Regions from separate parts of the Homo sapiens genome. Here regions 1, 2 and 3 are each linked to region 4. The links are chromatin contacts, found by Hi-C or POLR2A ChIA-PET in ENCODE. All regions are on one chromosome and are shown on one strand. Each heading gives the region's core, a stretch centred on a gene start or an enhancer-like site at or near the end of the contact. The rest is flanking DNA. Distances are from core to core; before and after follow the strand shown. Region 1 overlaps LSR (lipolysis stimulated lipoprotein receptor). Region 2 holds the start of DPY19L3-DT (DPY19L3 divergent transcript). Region 3 holds the start of ZNF507 (zinc finger protein 507). Region 4 holds the start of PEPD (peptidase D).

Region 1 (2,862 bases), core at 102-2,601, 1.7 Mb before region 4:
AATTTTTGTATTTTTAGTAGAGACAGGTTTTTCACTGTGTTGGCCAGGCAGGTCTGGAACTCCTGACCTCAAGTGATCTGCCCGCCTGGGCCTCCCAAAGTGCTGGGATTCCAGGCATGAGCCACCTCGCTAGGCCTGAGCTCTTAATTAACCTCAAAATCAAGAATATAAAAGAGGCCTAAGCCCGGAACCTTTGAGTTATAAATCCTTGCCCTTGCCCTTCTAGAGTTCAGATTCTAACTAGGAAAGAAAGACAAATATAAAATGTTAACTATGTCACATATCAGACAAAGATAAGCTGTATGGAGAAAACGAATCAGGGACAGCAGAGAGTGCCAGGCGTGGAGTGGGGGCTGTGCCATTTTAAACAAGGAGGCCAGGGAAGGCTTCCGGATATGGTGACCTTCAGAGCAGATGTGAAGGGGTTGAGGACACGACTTACCCTAATGATCAGGCATCTAAGCCACTGTTTTTTTGTTGTTGGTGTTGTTTTTTAATTTTGAGATGGGATCTTGCTTTGTTGTCCAGGTTGATCTTGAACTCCAGGGCTCAAGTGATCCACCTGCCTCAGCCTCCCAAAGTGCTGGGATTACAGGCATGAGCCACCGCCCCTAGCCCCCACCGTTTATTGAGCTCTTACTATGTGCTGGGCCCCTCTACACACATTCTTTCATTGAATCCTCATAGAATTCCAAACTAGGTTCTCCTAAATCCCCAGGTTTGCCACAATGCCCTCTTCGTCCATCATTTTTCCACCTGTATCTTTTTTGAGAGGGCCTAGCTTGGTCGCCCAGGCTGGAGTGCAGTGGTGCGATCATGGGTCACTGCAGCTTCGAACTCCTAGGCTCAAGCAATCTTCCCATCTCCAGAGTAGCAGGGTGTGCCATCATGCCCCGCTAAATTTATTTTTTTGTAGTCTCTGGGTCTCACTGTGTTGCCCAGGCTGGTCTCCCAGCTCCTGTCCTCAAGCAATCCTCCTGCCTCGGCCTCCTGAAGTGCTGGGATTACAGGCATGAGCCACCAGTGTCTTCAGATCAGACCCTGACCGTGCCTCTTCAACACTGGAGCTCAAGAGCTGGTCCCTGCTATAAACAAAAGAGGTGGACAGGAACCGCCTGCCATGGCAAACAGATCATATAGGCCAGGGGTTGAAATCTGGCATCTTGTAGGCCGAGGCTGGACCTCACTGTGTTTTGTTTGACCTGTCTGACATTTTCAAAACTCACAAAAAATATAGTTTTCCGGCTTCTTTTGATCCATCCTAAGGTCTGGGCACACCTTCTTCCTGCAGGGCGTACCCTGTTCCTGGTCTTGGGCTGGCCGTGATCTCATCCGGGCTGAGCACTGCTTTCATTGTTTTAGGTCGGGGAGAAGATGCCAGGTCTCCAGTGGGAACAGCAGCCAGGCCTCCTCCACATCTCCAACCTCTGGTTCCTTCTTTATACACCGCAAAGGTGACCTTCATGATTTCAGAGGTCCCATGGGCTCTCTGCTGCAGTGCAGCTGGAGGTGGGGGCACTTGGACCCCAAGGAGCCCGAGGAGGTGGAACAGGGCCTCCTGTCCAGGTGCTGGTCCATCACCCAAAGCATGGAAGGACAAAGCAGGGAATGAGCCACCGGACCGGAGGGATGCCTGGAGTGGACAGCCTTCTACCTTATCCAGGACTATTTTCACTTTTGAAACCAGGATAGGCCGGGCATGGTGGCTCACATCTGTAATCCCAGAACTTTGGGAGGCCAAGGCAGGCAGATCACCTGAGGTCAGGAGTTTGAGACCAGCCTGGCCAACATGGCGAAATCCCATCTCTACCAAAAAGATACAAAAATTAGCCAGGTGTGGTGGTGTGCACCTGTAATCCCAGCTACTCAGGAGGCTGAGGCGGGAGAATCACTTGAACTTGCGAGGCAGAGGTTGCAGTGAGCTGAGATTGCACCACTGCACTCCAGCCTGGGCAACAGAAAAAAAACAACAACAACAGAAAAACCCCAGCACAGTGGGTGACCCTAGGAACACCACGGGGAGTCCACTTTTCCCCATCCTCAAAGCTGAAACAGAGGAAGCTCCTATGGCTATGGGATTTCCTGAAAGGACACACACAATGGATGTTTACACTCAGGGCCTTGATCAAACACAGGCCCAGGTGGGGGTGGTTTGAAAGACCCAGGCCTGTGAGGCCCCTGGAGCATGCAGGGCCCCTTCCCCGAGACAGAGCCTGGGGGGTCATCCTGGACTTTTGCGTCCAGCAGAGGAAGCACCCTCAGTATTTGGCTTGTCCTGGCAGAAGCTTAGCAGTCACGCCTGGTCCAGGCAGGCACAATCCCTGGGTTAGAGAGGAGGGGGCCTAAGCAGCCCTGTGACCTCAATAACAGTAGGATGCTCATGGCTGAGCTGCCCACAGAAATTCAGGGCAAGCAAGCCTGGTGCCTCCTCTGAAACAGGACTGACATAGGCTCAGCCCCTGGAACCCTGCTTCCCATCGATCCTCTAGCAGAATGTGCTCCAGTTCCTGGCTTCTTGGGGTCTGCAAAGGGATGCTCCCTTCCCCGCTCTGCCCCATGCCCAACTTTAAATTCTTGTTTAAGACAGTGAACACACACTAAGACATGAGGTACGTGAGCCTTCATCCCTGGCACCCTGCCCCTCCCCTTCCTCTCTGCCTTCTAGGTTCTGTAAGGCCCAGGCCCAGGCCCTCCTCAAATCATATTCACAGCCCAAGTCATTCCATGTAGCACATCACCCAGTGCTATTTTCTTTTTTCTTTTTTTTTTAAGACGGAGTCTCACTGTTTCCCAGGCTAGAGTGCAGTGGCGCAATCTTGGCGCACCGCAACCTTCGCCTCCCAGGTTCAAGCGATTCTCCTG
Region 2 (2,976 bases), core at 125-2,624, 1.1 Mb after region 4:
CTACAGCCACAGATGGGCTTATCCCCCATGTGACCTCATCCTAGAGTCCTCCCTAAGTGTGAGAGGACTTTTTTAAACAATTCATATATTCTAATATGTTAAGGCAGAAAACCAACACATATTTAAGTACCAATTATGTGTCAGGCACTGCAACAGTCCCATGAACTAAGAAAAAAAGTTCCTCCATCAGATCAAAAGGAATGCCATTGTAAACAACTGAAAAGGGACCAGAAGCGATTCTTTATTAATAAGGACGACTAGCGCTAGCCGGGCGAGGCGGCTCATGTAATCCCAGCGCTTTGGGAGGTTGAGGCAGGAGGATGACTTCAGACCATGAGTTTGAGACCAGCCTGGGGAACAGAGCGAGACCCTATCTATACAATAAAATAGCCAGGCTCGGTGGTGCATGCCTGTGGTCCCAGCTACTCCAGAGGCTGAGGTGGGAGAATCGCTTGAGCCCAAGAGTTCGAGGTTGCAGTGAGCCGTGATAACGCCACTGCACTCCAGCCTGGGCGAGACAGCGAGACCCCTGTCTCTAAAAAATAAAAATAAAAAAGCCTAGCGCTCTAGTGAGCATCCCCTGGACGAGGCAGGCACCGGGTCCGCTTACCTACGCGCCACGCCCCTGCACACCTGGCGTCCCCATCAGGTAGGTCTCCAAGGACAGGGGCAGCCGGGAAGTTCAGGCACGCGCCCCAGCTCTCCCAAGACCGCGAGCGGCCGCCGGGGTCGCAGCCCAGGCCCTGCCTCGCCGCACGGCCGACGAGCAGAAGCCGCTCCGCAAACTTGGTCCTTCCGGAGCCCAGCCCGGCCCGCGTCCCGGCAGACACTCCCGCGCTCCGCCCCTCCCGACGCCCCGACGCCGCGGCCGCGCCCCCCGACTGCGCCACGCGGCGGGGAGGGGCGGCCCCAGGGGCTCGGGGCTGTAGCCGAGGGTTCCGCCGGCGCCCGCCCGCCCTCTCGGTAGACCCTCGCCCGCGCGTCCCGGCGCGCCGCCACAGACCTGCGGCCTCAGCCGTCCTCACGCGCGGCTCCGGGAGGGGAAGGAGGCCGACGGGGCTAGGCGGGAACGGGGCCGCGCCACGGGCCGCAGCGCGCCGCGGGTACAAGGAGGGCAGAACCGCCGCGGAGCTTTGTGGAAATGAGGGGCTGGGGGGCGTCAACAGCCCCGGGGAGGGGGCGCGCCGGAGAGGCCGGGCGGCTGCCCCCGCGCCCATAGGCCCCGGGAGCTGTTCGTCAACACTAGGCCCCGCCTCCTCCCGCGGTTCCCCGCCTCGTCTCGTGCTGCGCTGGCCGGAAGGAAGCGGCACACTTCCGCTTGCCTGGTCCGCATTGAGTCCGGTCTGTTCCGGAGACTCTGAGCGCGGCCGCGGAGCTGCAGTGGCGGGGAGTGGGGTGCGGATCTTGTGTTTGCGCACGCAGTCGCCGGCCACCTCAGGCCGGAGCTAGAGATACGGCTCGGGATAGGAGGGCCCGGCGGCTCTGAGGCAGGTTCGCCTCGAGCCGCACGGCCCGGAGCAGCGGCTCCGCGGTGGTCCCCGGGGCTTGAGAGGGGTGCGGGCCTGGGAGCCCCTGAGGGCCTGATTTACGGAACTCCCCCTCCTTCCTCCTTTCTGCCGTTCCCTGCTCTGTGGCGGATGCGCAGGGATCAGTAGGGACGGCAGCAGTAGGGCCACTCGGGCCTGCCCCGCTTCCCGCATTGCCCGGTTTGGCGCGCCGCCTCCGGGCCTTGGCAAAGCCCCAGCGCCCGATTGTCACTGACCAGTGCTTGGAAGTCCTTTACCGACTGCCCGTCAGCGTCCCGCGGAGAGGATTTTGCGTCTCCAAAGACGCCCCTCTTCCGAAAACAGGCTCCTCTGTGTTCTCAGTCGGGTATATTTTTCTGTCTCCAAACTAGATTGGCAGCCGTTTTTTGAGAGCAGGTACTGACTGTGCTTTATTTCTAGATACTTTTCTTAGTCACACCACGGAAAACACTAGGTGGAACCTTTTTTAAAATTATTTTTTACAGGTGAGGCTCTCAGTCTGTCGCCCAGGCTGGAGTGCAGTGGTGCTATCACGGCTCACTGCAACCTCGGCCTCCTGGGCGCAAGCGATCCTCCCGCCTCAGCCTCCGGAGTAGCTGGGACCACAGGCTCGCACTACTATGCCCAGCTAATTTTTAAATTTTTCGTAGAGATGGGGGTCTTGCTTTGTCGTCCAGGCTGGAGTGCAGTGGTGTGATCGTAGCTCACTGCAACCTTAGTCCCCTGTGCCCAAGTGACCCTGCTTCCTCAGCCTCCTGAGTAGCTGAGATTCATTTTAATTTTTATAGTGATGGGGTCTCGTTGTGTTGACCAGTCTGGTCTAAAACTCCTGAGTTCAAGCAGGCCTCCTGCCTCAGCTTCTCAAAATGTTGGGATTACAGGCTTTAGCCACTGCAGCGGGCCCATCAAACGTTGTATTTGTCAGTACATAATTTACATGTTAATTGATTTTTGTTAAAGGGATGGCCATCTGGGACCTCCACCCGTGAAAAGGCGGCTCATTGGTCTGACTCCAACACTAAATTACGCCATCCAGGAAGCCTTTCCTAGTCACCTCTGTTGGAGATCGTCCTCCTTTGTGTGTCGGTTGTTAGTAAAGAGCACACGTTCTGTGGAAAGATGTTGAGGTATCTGCTGGATGGCTTTGATAGAAACAAATGTCAGCTGTTTTTTCAGATGGCATTTGTCTTGTTTCAGCCTGGTTGTTGGTAGCTTTTCTGTCGCCTGGCTTGAGGGCAAGGACTGTATGTTTATTTTTCACGTTAAGATGCCTTTATGTGCATGTGTCTGTTTCATGAATACATAGGTGAATTGAGTTCCCCTTAAATAGGATTTCCCTCTTATTTTATAGGTTTTTTTTTTTCTCTCAAGTTGTTTCACTCTGGGGGAAATGTGACCATTGTGAAATATCATCGCTTAGTTAAAAAGAAAGTAGAATTCAGCAGTAGCT
Region 3 (3,169 bases), core at 297-2,796, 1.2 Mb after region 4:
TTCTCAATATTCCATGTAAAAAGAAATTCAGAGGAATGTTCATGCAACCCTATTACGTAATGCAAATTTAAATAATTTATCTAACAAGCCGACTTGAGGATTTTGCAGAAGTTAGGAAAAAATAGCTCTGGAAACTTCTCCCAATAATTGTGTATTTTGTTTTACCTCAGAATTTAGGTACTGGACTCAACACTATTGGTTTTACTGACAACATTTTCTAATGAGAATGGAACAATAAATTGCACATTGCTATTTTAATCTAAACTAAAAATACAATCTAACGAGTGATTCTGCAACCAAGCACAATAGGCAGAAAAACAGCATAAAAAGATATGACACAGTGGTGTGACCTATATATCTTCTAACGCAGTTTCCTACTCTGGTCCTACATTTCTTTGCCACTGTTTCTTATACTGGCTGGAATAAATCTAAAAGATAAAAAAATGCTTATTCGTTTCACCTAGAATGCAACTACCTTATCGATTACGGTTAAGTAAAATAGCTCACTGCCAGGGCAGAAAAAACATCTTTAGGGCTCCCCTGAAGTTAATTTTCAACGAGTTAGTGAGGTAAAGGAATGAAGGGCCAGGCTTTCTTTTAATCAATAATGCAACCCATACTCTGAGTGAGAGGGGAGTACTGGAGAAAGTGCAAACTCAAAGAGGTGATAAATCCAGTAATTGCCTGAGAAGAGCGATGCAGACTGATAGCAAATTACAGCCCACTGCAGAAACTTAAAAATACCGCCTTGGGGTTGGGAAAGTGGCCGCCACCTTATTAATCATCCCGGCCTTCTACACAAACCATTCATTCCGATGCCCCCAGGTCTTAAGAGGTGGGAACTTTCCCTGATGGTCTCCGTGATCTCTGGAGACATCATTCTATCTCCAGAGGATGGTAATAAATGCAGAAGACCAGGGCTGCGTTTCTGTAGTAGCTTTTTCTACACCACGCACTGGCTAAAGGACTGAGGTGATGGGTCGGGAATGAGGGAGCTTAGAAAATTAATCAAAAGATGCTGTGAGAACATCGTGGCTGGGTCCATCCCGGCTGGCCTAAGCGATCTCACATTTGCAGAAAGAAGCAACGCCTGGAGAAGGAAGCAACGCCTGCGGGCGGGCCGGGCTGGTGACAGTATGCAGGGAGCAGCAAGTTCCCCCCACCCCCAGCTGCAGGGCAAGCCCAGAGTCTCCGCAGGCCTTGCTGCACAGAAGACAGAACCGGGACACGGAACTTGGGGCTTGTGGCTAGCACCGGGCGGGGGTCGGCCGGCTGAGGAGGAAGCGAGCGCCGGCAGAGGCCTGAGGGGAGGATGCACATGGCCGGCGGCGGCGCTAACAGCGGGCGGAGGGGCGGCCCCGGGGCGCGGTACCTGCGGTCAGGCGGCGGCTGCTGCTTCCGCGAGCCTCGTTTGGCCAGCCAGGACCCGGCCGTGCCCTCGCCCTCGTCCTTGCCCACCTCTCTCCCGGCTCTTTTCCCTCTTTTCCCCCGGTTTCCCCCTCCTCATCCGGAGCTCCAAAATGGCGGCGCTGGGGACGGATCACGTGAGCCGCGGGTGGGTCAGGTGACCCGAATGGCGGGCAGCGGGGGCGGGGCGAGGCTCAGGCCCCGCCTACCGGCGTCCCGGGCCGCCGAGGCTGGACCCGCGAGAGGGAGGCTCCCCAGCCGGTTTAGCCCCTTGCAAACCCTGGCTCCCGGGCGGGGTTCGGGCCCAGTTGTCTGGCTCTCATGGCCCCTTCCAGACGTCTAGATTTAGAAGTCACCGTGTATTCACTTTGGCATCTCCCCACGTCGCCTAAATCCGCTGTGGGCTAGCCTTATCACCCCACTCACCCCGCAATTGGCTTTCAACAATGGGCATTGGGGTTTTTTTTTTTTTTTTCTTTAGCCTTGTGCTTCTGGATTTGTATTAGTTCCTTTGGTAGGACTGTACATTTCAAGGTGTTCTTGGCTAAAATATAGAGGTCCTAGCCAGATTCGCAGCTTGGCGTTAAGGGGTGCCTGTTAAGGGCCAGAGCTGGCCCTGGGGAATCTCTTTGCTTGAGAGATTCAGGATTTTCAGGGTTTGTAGGACCAGACCCAGTAACACAAGCTCAGCCCTCCGAGGGCACGATGGTGTTTGTCATTCGGATCTGTTCTATGAAAGATACTAGGGTGGTTCTCCTGCTAACAGTGAAAAACGGACTAAGTGAAGCATTCCAGCCAATTTCACCAAAAATGCTGGATAGTTTTGCCGTATTAGGAACTACGCAGCATGGTGCTTGGGTCTGGACTCCGGGTGAGCGGTGGGCATGAGCAAGGGTGTAAAACTGAAGATTCTGGCCATTGTAGTGGAATGGACTCATTTGGTGAGATACCTCTTGGGGATCTGTTCCAGATCTTTTTAGAGGCCTTTACAGCTGGCTGGGCTGTCCACGGTCCTGGGAGGAAGATCCAACAAAATTTAGAATCAGACAGGCTGATAATTCCTGTTACTGTATTTCAGAATTCAAATTCATCTGAATTTGGGGGTTAGGAAACCAGCAAAGTTAGAATTTTTATTTTTATTTTTATTTTATTTTTTTGAGTCAGAGTCTCACTCTCTCCCCAGGCTGGAGTGCAGGGGCGCAATCTCGGCTCACTGCAACCTCCACCTCCCAGGTTCAAGTGATTCTCCTGCCTCAGCCTCCCGAGTAGCTGGCACTACAGGGCGTGCCACCATGCCCAGCTAATTTTTTTGTATTTTTAGTAGAGACGGGGTTTCACCATGTTGGCCAGGATGGTCTCGATCTCTTGACATCATGATCCGCCCGCCTCAGCCTCCCAAAGTGCTGGGGTTACCGGCGTGAGCCACCGCGCCCGGCTGCAAAGTTAGAATTCTGCTATTCCACAGAATCCTTTGCCAATTAGACCAAATAGCTGTGAAAAAATAAAATGTTGAGTAATTTTTTTTTCGATAAAAGGTAAGAGATTGAGCAGGAGACTAGCATGGAAGGGTGGAAAGAAAAAACAGTGAAGAAAACCCAGAAATACGAAGTGTTGAAAGGGAGAACAAACAAGTAATATGAGAAATTCCTTGCCTTGGGCTATTGGCACAAACAATCCTAACTTATCATTATCTGAAGAGAGGCTTTTCGTTAGTCATGTCTTAAGTGTAATGTCCATGAATCTGAAAGTAGACAGACGAAAT
Region 4 (2,942 bases), core at 434-2,933:
GGCAAGAGGGTGGAGAGAGCTCCTCTTGGACCTTGCCTGGAGGTCAGGGACCCCTGCAAATTGTCCATGTGTTGTGGGAAGGGGTAGAAGGGATGAGGCCCCCCCTCTTCCATTAGCTCTCGTTTTCCTTATCTGGGACCGGGAGGTGGGAGGGGCTGTCTGGAGGGGCCACATTCCTCCTGGCAGCTTTGGTCTCTGGCTGTGCCTGCAGGTTTGAGTGTAAAACCCTCTAGCAGCCCTGTGAGGTGGCCCCATTAGCTCTCTCCTGACAGATGAGGACAGCAGGGATGGTACTGGGCTTCCAGGTAACTGTGCCACGTGCCCTTCACTACCCTGCTTATGGCTGGCTCCCTTGCTCCTATTTAAGGGGCCTATTCTCCTCCCTGCTTCATGGGGACAAACAGAAGCTGCTTCTCCAGTCATAGCCCCTGGCTCCCACCAGCCTGGCCATGGTGACCCACATCCTTGTTTCGATAAAGAAACAAGAAGCATCCCCCAACCCACAACCTTTGATCAGAAGCCACTTCCAGCTGTGGGACAGCTGCAGGGTGGGGTCAGGAGCCCCACACGCCTATCCTGGGCCACCCATCCACCTGTCCACACACATCTGTACACCACACACATCTGTACACCCTTGGCGCCAGGGACGCCCTCCCCCAACAGTGTGGGGCCCCCTTCCTTCACAGGGGCAGTGAGGTCACTCCTCAGGGTATGGCTTCATGAGCTCAGCCTCTGTGTGAGCACTCTCTGGCCTCAGTTTCCTCATCTGTATAATAGACTTAAAGATAGTCTCGACCTCATAGGGCTGTGGTGAGGTTTCTATGAGCTCACATGTGCAACGCATTTGGGCCGTGCTTGTAATGCCCTGACTCTGTTGGCAGTAGGGAGGGCAGCGTCTGCTGCAGGGTCCCTACACCTTCTCTGCAGGACTCTGCACCCAGTACCAGTGCCCAGTGGGGCAGAGGAGTAAGCCTTCTGGCAGACTCTCCCTCCTAAACCCTTCTCGGCTGTGCCCACTTCTCGCCTGCCCTCCTCCCTGGCTTCCCTTCCTCCAGCTTCTCCATTCTGCAGCCCAGGAAACCTAGAAAAGATCCTACCAGACTTAACTCATAGGCCCCACAGTGGAGGCCCCGCAGGGTCTGGCCCTTGCTTCCCTTAGGCTGCCCCTCTCTCGCGCACATTCTCCTGGACGCTGCACATTTAGAGTCCTCCAGTTGCCCCACGGCCTTTGCTCAAGCCCTTTCCCTTCTTAAACAAAAATCGCCACCTCTGCCCCGACCCTAGCCTGGGTCAGTCTCCCTCCTCTCCTCCCACGTGGTTTCTTTATTCCTATGTGTTCTTCTCCCGGGTGGGCTGGTACGCCAGATCGGGGACTGAACCAGAATCAAGATGTCCTCTGCTTCAGGACCTCCCTCCCACCACGAAAAGGCTGCAGATGCTGCCCGCTAACCCGACCTACTGTCTGCAGCCGGCAGCCCGCTCATTTATCCTGGCCGAGCTCTTGGGCCCCCAATCTCCGGGAGCCCCGCCCCATCGGGGCTCCGCCCTTCCCCAGGTACCGCCCCTTCCCGTCCCGTGGAATTTGGCTCTGGAGGAGGTGGGTCAAGGACTCCATGCCCCGCCCCCTGCCCCGCCCTTACCCCGCCCCATGCATTGGCACCCGGAGGGGCTCAGCTGACGCCGCACTTCACGTGACGCCGGTGCCGGGCGAACATGGCGGCGGCCACCGGGTGAGTGCTGCGCCTCCCTCGCTCTTTCCCGCTGGCGTGGAGAGGGGCATGGGTGTCCCGGCCGGACCGCGGGTGAGAGCGTCAGCCGGGGTCGCTGAATGCCGCGGGTAGGCGCCTCTTCCCGTTGGCCCGGAGTCCCAGCGCCGGTCGGCGAGCTGCACGCTCCGAGTCAGGGTCAGCGCGGGGGCCGCAGCTCCTCTCCACCCTCCTGGCTGGCTCCGGCCCCACCTGCCCGCGTCTGGCGGCCCCACCGTGTGCGGCTGCGGTGGGGGCTGGGGTCGACACGCATGTTCGCTGCCAAGACCCCCGGGTAGGAGGGCGGCGTTGCGAGGACCCCAGGGACCCGGGCGCTTCCCGGAGGAGGCGGTATTCGAGACGGACTTGGAATTCCCTTTTCCCAGCAGGGCACTTCCCCATTTCTTTCAGGGGCCAAATGTCACCCCCTCAGGGAATCCTTCTCTAACCATCTATCCCACTTTTTGTGCCCTCATCATCACCTGATAAACTATATAGAGCATTGTTTGTACTTGTTCTTTATCTTCTCTGCATTTAGAGTGCAAGGGCAGGTATGTTACCTGCTTCTCAGTAGCCCGGTGCCTTGCACACAGTAGGTGCTCCATACTGGGCTAAATGAAAGAAAGCTGAGTGGTCGTAGTGGGAGGAAGGGTGGACAGATGGGTTCACCAGAGCGTTGGGCGGAATCTCCCAGATAGGGAGCATCTGAGCCCAGGGTAAGGGACAAAGGTTGAGAGTTCAGAGTGTTCTGGGGACAGGGGTGCATGCCTGGGGCTGGTTGGAAGGTGTGGTGTTCCAGGTGGCGGCTTCAGACTTTGCCCTGATGGGCTGGAAGGGTTTTGTTACAAGCTGCTTGATCTGTTTTTTAAAGATTAGGCTCCCCTGAGCTATGTGTGAGTTCAATGGGAGAAGGTGTGGGTCTGGTGGTACAGTGGGGTAGAGGGGGCATGGTGTAGGAGGGAGCAGTATTCCAGATGCCAGGTTGGAAACTGAGGTCAGAATGGGGGATCTAGTGGACTGAATGCATCTCTCTTTTTAAGATACAGGGAAAATGGCAACAGAAAGTGGGTTCTAAGTTGGCCCCCAAGGTTGAGGGAGCTTAGAGCATACAAATCAAATATTTTGTGGGCACCTGCTATATTCCAGGAATAGCAGTGGGTCTTCCCTTAAGGTACTCACAGGCCACTGGAACAGATG

The links. A loop is a pair of places that touch in the nucleus more often than their neighbours do. ChIA-PET counts read pairs that join two places held with the same protein, here RNA polymerase II (POLR2A). Pooled maps may share reads with other maps.
Region 1: a map of posterior vena cava shows a loop between it and region 4 (28-fold over the local background). The contact joins the enhancer-like site here to the promoter of PEPD in region 4. A Hi-C loop is called at or near these places in 1 of 168 maps with a recorded cell type or tissue (posterior vena cava). POLR2A ChIA-PET finds 5 or more read pairs at or near these places in 1 of 52 experiments (H1).
Region 2: a map of naive thymus-derived CD4-positive, alpha-beta T cell shows a loop between it and region 4 (19-fold over the local background). The contact joins the promoter of DPY19L3-DT here to the promoter of PEPD in region 4. A Hi-C loop is called at or near these places in 1 of 168 maps with a recorded cell type or tissue (naive thymus-derived CD4-positive, alpha-beta T cell) and 10 of 50 pooled maps. POLR2A ChIA-PET finds 5 or more read pairs at or near these places in 3 of 52 experiments (BJ, H1 and OCI-LY7).
Region 3: a loop to region 4 is called in a pooled map, with 23 times the contacts of the local background. The contact joins the promoter of ZNF507 here to the promoter of PEPD in region 4. A Hi-C loop is called at or near these places in 3 of 37 single-sample maps with no recorded cell type and 7 of 50 pooled maps. POLR2A ChIA-PET finds 5 or more read pairs at or near these places in 1 of 52 experiments (OCI-LY7).

The regions. Positions count from the first base shown.
Region 1 is chr19:35,253,225-35,256,086 of GRCh38, reverse strand. The region is part of intron 2 of LSR (lipolysis stimulated lipoprotein receptor); the gene reads right to left. Among named protein-coding and RNA genes, the nearest start is that of LSR, 5.7 kb to the right of the region's middle. Within about 2 kb of position 1,351, at least 4 of the 41 ENCODE cell types and tissues checked have a DNase peak (open chromatin) inside an H3K27ac peak, as active enhancers do.
Region 2 is chr19:32,403,937-32,406,912 of GRCh38, reverse strand. DPY19L3-DT (DPY19L3 divergent transcript) reads left to right here and starts at 1,374. Exons shown (of 3, transcript NR_046201.1): 1 at 1,374-1,922. It overlaps DPY19L3 (dpy-19 like C-mannosyltransferase 3), which reads right to left and starts at 1,143. Exons shown (of 19, transcript NM_001172774.2): 1 at 1,004-1,143. RefSeq lists silencers at 762-1,511, 1,542-1,591.
Region 3 is chr19:32,343,987-32,347,155 of GRCh38, reverse strand. ZNF507 (zinc finger protein 507) reads right to left here and starts at 1,546. Exons shown (of 7, transcript NM_001136156.2): 1 at 1,373-1,546. RefSeq lists silencers at 1,373-1,562, 1,593-1,722.
Region 4 is chr19:33,520,532-33,523,473 of GRCh38, reverse strand. It overlaps PEPD (peptidase D), which reads left to right and starts at 1,683. Exons shown (of 15, transcript NM_000285.4): 1 at 1,683-1,730. The coding sequence starts at 1,714. LOC105372370 (a long non-coding RNA gene) reads right to left here and starts at 1,540. Exons shown (of 3, transcript XR_935918.3): 1 at 1,460-1,540; 2 at 1-53. RefSeq lists enhancers at 456-1,418, 1,419-2,382 and a silencer at 1,474-1,673.